3 separate regions of the Homo sapiens genome follow, and regions 1 and 3 are each linked to region 2. A link is a contact called in ENCODE Hi-C or POLR2A ChIA-PET data. All regions are on one chromosome and are shown on one strand. Each heading gives the region's core, a stretch centred on a gene start or an enhancer-like site at or near the end of the contact. The rest is flanking DNA. Distances are from core to core; before and after follow the strand shown.

Region 1 (2,700 bases), core at 171-2,670, 1.1 Mb before region 2:
GAAGTAATATAGTAACTGGAAGAAAGTAAGAAAAGGCAAAGGTGAGAAGTCAGGTAATTAGAAAATATAAAATTTCCAATTATTATTATTTTGGGGGTTTTATTTGAGATATTCCAGAATTTCCAGGATTGAAATAATTTAAAGCCAGAGAGCTGGGAGCCTTCCACATATTGTGTATCTTAAAGAGTAATATTGGGGATTTACAGACTTTACTCAGTGAATTTACTGACGGTGGTCTGAACATACATGATTAAAAAACTTAGAAAAGGCATGACAATAGTTCTGTCTTCCGAATTTCTGGATACATCAACCTTCAACTGCTATGGGTTACTAATCTTTAATTTTAAAGAGTATTATGTACTTAAGTAAAGATAAATTCTGACAAATTGGGATAGTTTGCATCAGTAAGAAAGTTTATTGAAATTCATTAGTAAATGAGAACAGAAAGTTGTTTTTCTTTCCATTAAAGAACACTTTCTGGTAAAGTGAAAAGAAGAAATACAGAAACCACAAAACACCTTGTAGACACCTTATTTTCAAGGTCTATTTCCATAGACCATCAAGACAGAAGTGTTTTCTTGGAGACTTTGTTTTCCATGCATCTGTAAATAATGGTCTGTGTGAAGGGAGACTCTTTCCTCTTGATGCAGTTTAATAGTAGTGTTTCTTGGTTTCTGATTCAACCATAGATGAAAGAACTCTACCGTCGGGCGCCACCTCTTCAATAATTGTCTTGATTACTCTGGTTTTGTTAGTATCTGTGTGAATGATGGAAAAAAAATTTTAAACAGTCTGTAGGGATCCTTAGTAATTAACAAGCAAATATTGTAAAAAGAAGGAAATTTCAACTTTACATTGTTAAGCCCAAAAAAATGCTTAAGGTATGACATTTTGATCATGCCATTTTTCACGGCTGGTGTTAAGAGTAGTTTGTGAACAAATGCAAACGGAACCGTCTCTAAGATTTTTAATTTTTTAAAACAACTCTAGAGCTTAAAGCGCAAAAAAACCATCACAGGAAGTTAAAACTAATTCTGATTACCCCAGCTAGTTTCTGCTGACCTTGGTCCCTTAGATGAAGACTCGCCCACGGACCCGGAAGAGGAGGACTTGTGGCCTCCGCTGGAGCTGCCGCCGCCGTATCCGCCGCCGGAGCTGCTGCCGCCGCCGGAGCTGCCGCCCCCGTAGCCGCCGCCGCCGCCGCCGGAACTGCCACCACCGTAGCCGCCGCTGGAACTGCCGCCGTGGCCGCCGCTGGAGCTTCCGCCCCCGTAGCCGCCGCCGGAGCTTCCGCCGCCGGAGCTTCCGCCTCCGTAGCCGCCGCCGGAACTGCCGCCGTGGCCGCCGCCGTGGCCGCCGCCGGAGCTTCCGCCGCCGGAGCTTCCGCCGCCGTAGCCGCCGCCGAAACTTCCGCCGCCGCGTCCGCCGCCTCCGGAACTAAACGGGGTGAGGTCACATTCGGTTATCTCTAACGTTGGAAAACGGTGGGTAGCTTTCCAGTTGCCGTTAATTTAGAAAATAAGCAAAACGTGTTGAAAAAATAAAACCCTGCCAGGTATATATTTTAAAACCCATCCTTTGAAAACAATGTTAAGTTCACAGAACTCTTAAGAATCATTTTGGGCCAAATTCATGAGAAAGTGAGATTGCGGTTGCGTACTCCTTTTTCTGTACTCTACCCTCTCTCCTCCCTTCCTCTCATTCTCTGGCATCTTCTTGGGGTTTAGATAAGCCTTGCTATCTGGAATATTGAATAAAAGAAACTGGGATAACTTTTCATTTTAAAATTTACCTTCCCTCTCCTTCTAGCAGGCTGCGGTAGGTTTGAATTTCATTCTCCAGTCGGATCTTAATATCCAGGAGTTGTTGGTATTCAGTATTCTGGCACTCGGTTTCAGCTCGAATCTGTTGCAACTGTTCTTCCAGAGCGGATATCTGGGCCTGAATCTGTGAGAGCTGCACACAGTAGCGACCTTCTGTTTCTGCCAAGGAGGCTTCCAGGGATTGTTTCTGAAACGGATTTTTTTGTGGCTTAGTGACTTCCTTGTTCAGTTGAGTATGGTGACGCTTATTTGATTATTTAGTAAGGCATTATATAGAAGAATAAGAAAATGAACAGAATTTGTTGTATGTTTAATGGCACCATTTCAGTTTCAGCACTTTTAGATCAACACTAGTAGTACTTTTCCTCCATTAACATGAGCTTCACTTTGTTTTCTCTTTCTTACCTCCAACTCTGCATTTTTTTGTTGCATTGCATATTCTTAGGTGAGCATGAAACTTTGTATGATAAAGTTGAAGTCATTTCATGAGAGTTAACATACCAAGGCCAGTTGGGACTGTAGTTCTATCTCCAGAGCTTGTACATTACGTCTCAATTCAGTAATCTCAGATTTATAGCTGGATATCTGTTCAATGTTATTATCAATTTCTGTAGTCAGTTCCTTGCTCTAGAGTATTAAAAACAAGGAAAAGGGTGAGGAAATTCTGAAATGATAAAACCTCCATGAGTTTCACTATAAGGAAGATTACTTTACCTTTTCATTGAACCAGGCTTCAGCATCTTTGCGGTTTTGTTCAGCAAGTTGTTCATATTGGCTTCTCATGTTATTCAGAAGTTGAGTCAGATCAACACCCGGGGCAGCATTCATTTCCACATTCACATCACCAGTGGACACATTTCGAAGGTCTTTCATTTCC
Region 2 (2,700 bases), core at 95-2,594:
ACAGGAAATGAGATGGAAAAGGAATATGAATGAAGCCATCGGTAGAGATGAGGATCAGGAAGCTGGTGTTCAGAGGGATCATGGGATTTTATTAAACTGGATTTTCAAGCGATTTGTCTGTTATAGGAAAAATGAGGGTTTTACTTCTGCTGCTTTCCATCACTATTTTGCCATTAAATAGGTGTCTTTCACTCTTGCAAACCCTGAGTCTGTCACTTTGCCTCTTCACCCCTGCCCATTCTTGGAAGAGCATCGTGGAAGAAATGAGAAAGGTGCCAAGAAGAAAGGGTTTCAGGAGGGTGAAGATACGGGCGCTACAGGGAACAAGAAGTCACAGGGAGGAGAGGGGAAGGCCTGGGAGGAGAGGTGCTTCCCACACACCGGTGACTGACTGAGTCCCTCCAGTGCGCAGGACAGCGGGGAGGCTTTATGGATGGAACAGTGGTGGGGCGGCCCCAGCTGTCACAGGTAGGAGAATGCCGCAAGCCAGAACCAAGCGAATGCTGGGAGTGAGGCCAAAGATAGGGGAGTGGCCTGGGAGTCGGGAGGGCAGACAGACTCCGCCTCTGACACCTCTGGGTGGCATAATCAGGTAAATCAGGCTCTCCAAGCTGGCTTCTCCTCTGAACAATGGGATACCTGCCTCAGGGGTTGCTGCGAGGACTGAGTGCTTAGCACAGCACTTGGACAGGAAACTCAAAAATCCAACGGAGCTCTCAGTGGTTTCACAGAGGAGGTGGCAGCTGAGGATCTGGCCTCAGAGGATGTTAGGATTTCACTCCGTTACTCATCTGTCCCTTTGGCCATTGCCATCCTGGTCTGTCTCCACAGCTCCTAGAAGGAAAGGTCGGGGCTGAGACTGACTTTCGGCTGGCACAGGGCCTGGACGAATGAGGCCAGTGAGGCATTTCAGATGCAGAGTTTACCGGAATGCCAGCAAATTGCATGATAATATTTTAATCCAATGTGGTAAAAAAAAAAGTTTTTAATTAATGCAAAAGTCCATGATGAATAAAATATCAAAAATTAAAGACAGGATCCGACTTTGCACGACCCTGCCTCACTCACTTCCTGCTAATCCACGGGACCGGGGAGGGTGACTGAGTTACCCCTCAACACGCAGAAAAAGCTAGTGGCCGCTCAGCTCGCAGGCGCAGTGGGTGGGTGCGCGTGGGGAGCAGGCGCGCGCAGGGGGCGGGACCGGGCCGAGGTTCCCGCGCGCGGCGAGAGTTTCGGGTTTTGGTTCGCAGCGCCTGCGCGCAGAGGAGACGGCCCGCCCCCAGCCCGCCCGGGTGCCCGCTCCGCCCCCCGGGCTATGTAAAGCGGCCGGGCTCGGGTCGTGCCACCGCTGGACTCCCGTGTCCCTCCGCGCAGGCGGGCGGCCCCGGAGCGCTGGTGCCGGCAGAGGCGGCGACGGTGGCGCCCCTCCTCATCATGGTGAGAGGCCGGGCGGGGCCGGGCACGGGGTAGCACCAGGGCGGGAAACGAGTGTCGGGGCCCCTCGGGAGGAAGCGTCTTGCAAACGAGGACCCGGGGCTCCGGGTTCGACTTCCAGTTTTCTTGGTACTCAGGGCGGCCCTGAGGTCTGGGAGAAGCGGAGGGGTTTTGGGGTGCCGGAGAGGCCGCTGTAAAGGGAAACGGTGGTGTTTCTCAGGAGGGAACTCGGGACCGCAGAAGCTGCTGCGCCTCTGGGAGCCTGGGTGGGCCTGGGCCGGGAGCCCGGGAGCTGCTCCCGACCCCACGCAGGCCCGCGCTGGGGCAGCCGCTTCGGCGCCCCCTCCCCGGGCCCAGTCTCATCACGCGGAACCGCTGCCCCGCGCCCGGGTGCGGGCGGGAGGTGGAGCCAGTTCAGAGGAGGGGACCCTTTACGGTAAAAGCTGCCGTCCCTTGTGGCTTCTAGAAGATAGGAAAACAAGTGGCTCCGAGAGGCGCTTCTGACACACAGCACAGCGGCGGGTAGAGCTGGATCCTAATTGCAGGTGCCCTGTGCTGCCCTGTTCTGGACAGGCACAAAGACCACGACTTTGTGGGGGCCGGGAGAGGGTAGAGGAGGAGGTGGCAGGCTTGGTGAAAGAGGGCCTTTGTCCAGTGCTCTCCTGCCCTGCCCCCCACCAGCCCTTCTGTGGGACCATTGTACCCGCATGCCAGACAAGAGAGTATTATCTGTTGCGGCCATTGTTGGGGGAAGGGAGGCAGTCTTGGGGTAACCCTTCTCCACTCCCCCCCTTCTCTGTGCACTCAGCCGTGGCAGCTGTGGCTTGGCCCAGACACAGAGACCCCCACCTCCAAAGAGGACGTCCTTAGTAGGTGCCAAGCATATAAGAGTGAGGCCAGTCCCAGAACCGCAGGCTCCTGGCGCGCCCCGCATGCCTCCAGCACGTTTACCTTTCCGAAGTGGCAGGAATGGGGAAAGCGCACGCTTAGGAGAGCTTCAGACAAGCTTCCCTCTTCCTCCTCCACGACCAGAAGCGGAAAGGTGCTCCCGGACCGAAAGGGAAAGAAGGTCCAGCACTGCCCCGCTTGGGAAGGCACCCACAACCAGTCTAGGGACTAGGGGTAAGGCCGGCGGGGAGCCCGCGAATGACCTGGGCTGACATCTCTTCCCCTCCTTACACAGAACAGAGGCTTCTCCCGAAAAAGCCACACATTCCTGCCCAAGATCTTCTTCCGCAAGATGTCATCCTCAGGGGCCAAGGACAA
Region 3 (2,700 bases), core at 79-2,578, 1.2 Mb after region 2:
CTCTACACTGCAGATGTGGCTCCCAATGTTGACGTTGGCCAGGACCTTTGCAAACAAGCCAGGCCAAAAAGTTTCAATATTTACACTGGCTGCTTTAATAAGGGCATTGATCTTATCCTCCGTAAAGGTCACCTCATAGTCCTGCAGAATGAGGGCAGAGTAGATGCAGGCAAGCTGGGAGACGGAGGCCATAGCGCGGGCGAGTGTGGGGCTGGGGCTGCCGGACGCGGTGCTACTCACCGGATGAAGTGAGGGTCTCACCCCAACGCGGCCTTAGCTTCCTCGGAAGGACCGAACACCTTGGCGGCAGCCGAGGAAAGGGGTTCCACAGTTTTAATTTATCTGTAATTCCCACGCTTTACTGTTGCCACGGAAACCGCTGAGCAATAGCCTCTCAGAATAGGAAATCAAGACACAGTCAGAGGAAGGGCGGGACAGAAAGAGCCTAGCATCTCTCGGGGCTCTGGGTTGGCCACCCAGTCCTCCCCTGGTGACATAAAAAGAAAGAGACGGAAAAGGAAGAATTCTACCTGAGTTCGCCGTAAAGCGCCCGCCCTCTCGCCTCTACGCTTCCAGTTGCGGCTTATTACGTCACAGTAATTGCTGTACCAAGGTCAGAATCGCCACCTGAGGCCTGAATATCAGCGTAAGATAGTGTCCAAAGCAGTCTTAAGAAGAGGTCCCATTACCCCACTCTTTCCGCCCTAATGGAGGTCTCCAGTTTAGGTAAATAAAAGGATTGTTGGGAGGTGGAGGGAAAGAACTACTATTTCCAACATGCATTGCGGAACGAAAGGCCTTGGCCACACTGTTCCTTGGAAACTGTAGTCTTATGGAGAGGAACATCCAATACCAAAGCGGGCACAATTCTCACGGAAATCCAGTGGATAGATTGGAGACCTCCGCGGGCTTATACATGTCAACAGTAATGGATTGGAGTGTTGTTATGTTCTCCTATCTTGAGAGCAGAGACTAGGCCAAAAAAAGATACCTACAACTCCTAGGAAGACTACGATTCCCATCCAGCCCCACGAGTCTCGGGCAAGTAGTCCTCTAAGGTCAGTGGCCTGCGGGGACGCAGTGGGCGCCGAATTTGCCTGGGGAAGGGGAAATCCGCTCTGGCCCACATCTGCGCACTCCTAGTTCCGCCCCTCAGCCTCAATGTTTGTTATTGTTGTTCGGGTTCAGGTTGCTTCTGCCCCGCCCCATCGACGCAATCTCCACCAATCAATGGCGTGGTCGTTTTGAGGGACAAGTGGTGAGAGCCAATCATCTTGGCGAACACTCGGAGAAACAGGGGACTAGTTACTGTCTTTATCCGCCATGTTAGATTCACCCCACAGGGATAGCGGCAGAGCCGGTAGCGGACGGTCCTTGCATTGGCCTCCGGCAGGCGCCCCCCGGGGGCGGGAAGCTGGTAAGGAAGCAGCTGCGGTTACCTAGGGGTGGGGTCACGTCACGCTAAGAGGGTTTGGGGAAGTTCAAGGGAGGAATCCTGCAAAGAAGAGGGGCGACTTTTTCCGTGTTTCGGGACAGCTAATCTTTTTAGTGACAGGATGAGAGAGCCCTTCATGTTCAGAGGGACCGAGTTGGCGAGAAGCGCCGGAGAGTTGGAGAGTCTGTGGGTCAGAACATCCGGCTTCTACTGATGGAAGGCCACGACTCCCCAGTGGAATGAGGGCCTAGGCAAAGAAAATGAGAGAGCCCTCGGGGTAGTGACACTGTCTTGGGAACATGGAGTGCTAGGAAACGAAAACTGGAAGACTAGGATGAACTCTGCAAGTAAAAAAATGACACTACTTACACATCCTTCTCATCCCATCCTCGTTTTTTCGAGACCTTAAAGAGATCTCCTTGGTTAGGGACCTTCGGTTTTGGAAAGGCACTGTTTTTCCTTTTTGTCAAACACTCAGCTTTCAGGCCACACTTTTTTGAGACAGAGTCTTGCTTTCTCAAAGACCAACCCAGGCTGGGCTTGAACTGCTGAGCTCAAGCGATCCTCGTGCCTTGGCCTCCCAAAGTGCTGGGATTACAGGTATAAGCCACCGCTCCCGGCCTCAGGTCACACATTTTAAAGCCTGGATAACTTGGCTTGTAAAGGCCTCTGGTGGAGACAGTAATCAAAGCTCAGGTTGCCAGGTCTGTTTCATTAAAGGGATTTTGTTGAGGCTGAAAAAAAAATCGACGTGGAGGAAAAGCTAACTTGTGCCAAGCAAAGGTGAGTCAGTGGCATGGACTTACAATAATGCCAGTTATGAAAGCTGAAGGCCTAAGACCCAGCTATCTGACTCTACTGGCTGTAGACCTAAGGGGCAGATAGGGTTAACCATAGCTTTGGTGTTTACACACGTTTAAGATTAATGCTCCTGCTGAAAGAATTTTTTTACATGTCAGCCAAAGAGAGTTCCTTATGAAGACCTGGATATGGTCCAGCCAAGCTAGAATCTCCCACTTCCTGTTTTCTCTTAGTTGGCCCACCAGCTGGAGGAGCTCCAGAGTATCTAAATTTCCAATTGTGTAATTTGAGAAAAAGAGAGGAAGATTCATTTCCTTCACAAGTAGGGAAGTGTGTTTCTTGAAGTTGGAAAGTGATATTTCAGAATACCCACTTTTGGCGGACTGAGTCACTTCATTTCCTTGATTTTTTGCCTAAGGTCCTGGGGAATTGACAAAGATTCTCAAATTTTAAGGACCCCAATA

Evidence for each region. A loop is a pair of places that touch in the nucleus more often than their neighbours do. ChIA-PET counts read pairs that join two places held with the same protein, here RNA polymerase II (POLR2A). Pooled maps may share reads with other maps.
Region 1: a loop to region 2 is called in a pooled map, with 7 times the contacts of the local background. The contact joins the promoter of KRT10-AS1 here to the promoter of CNP in region 2. A Hi-C loop is called at or near these places in 4 of 50 pooled maps. POLR2A ChIA-PET finds 5 or more read pairs at or near these places in 2 of 52 experiments (CD4-positive, alpha-beta T cell and naive thymus-derived CD4-positive, alpha-beta T cell).
Region 3: a loop to region 2 is called in a pooled map, with 10 times the contacts of the local background. The contact joins the promoter of NBR1 here to the promoter of CNP in region 2. A Hi-C loop is called at or near these places in 4 of 50 pooled maps. POLR2A ChIA-PET finds 5 or more read pairs at or near these places in 2 of 52 experiments (AG04449 and MCF 10A).

The regions. Positions count from the first base shown.
Region 1 is chr17:40,817,725-40,820,424 of GRCh38, forward strand. KRT10-AS1 (KRT10 antisense RNA 1) reads left to right here and starts at 1,421. Exons shown (of 3, transcript NR_160888.1): 1 at 1,421-1,484. KRT10 (keratin 10) reads right to left here. Exons shown (of 8, transcript NM_000421.5): 4 at 2,538-2,699; 5 at 2,325-2,450; 6 at 1,793-2,010; 7 at 1,063-1,437; 8 at 393-758. The coding sequence ends at 752. RefSeq lists an enhancer at 1,931-2,700.
Region 2 is chr17:41,965,451-41,968,150 of GRCh38, forward strand. It overlaps CNP (2'',3''-cyclic nucleotide 3'' phosphodiesterase), which reads left to right and starts at 1,345. Exons shown (of 4, transcript NM_033133.5): 1 at 1,345-1,437; 2 at 2,618-2,700. The coding sequence starts at 1,435. ODAD4 (outer dynein arm docking complex subunit 4) reads left to right here. Exons shown (of 12, transcript NM_031421.5): 12 at 1-1,053. The coding sequence ends at 33. RefSeq lists enhancers at 618-717, 1,819-2,376, 2,377-2,700 and silencers at 1,088-1,527, 1,658-1,847.
Region 3 is chr17:43,169,886-43,172,585 of GRCh38, forward strand. NBR1 (NBR1 autophagy cargo receptor) reads left to right here and starts at 1,329. Exons shown (of 21, transcript NM_005899.5): 1 at 1,329-1,417. It overlaps LOC101929767 (a long non-coding RNA gene), which reads right to left and starts at 518. Exons shown (of 2, transcript NR_110868.1): 1 at 241-518. LOC124900391 (a long non-coding RNA gene) reads right to left here and starts at 1,079. Exons shown (of 2, transcript XR_007065760.1): 1 at 531-1,079. It also overlaps a transcript of BRCA1 not described here and the pseudogene BRCA1P1. RefSeq lists enhancers at 150-359, 630-679, 930-1,039, 1,360-1,469.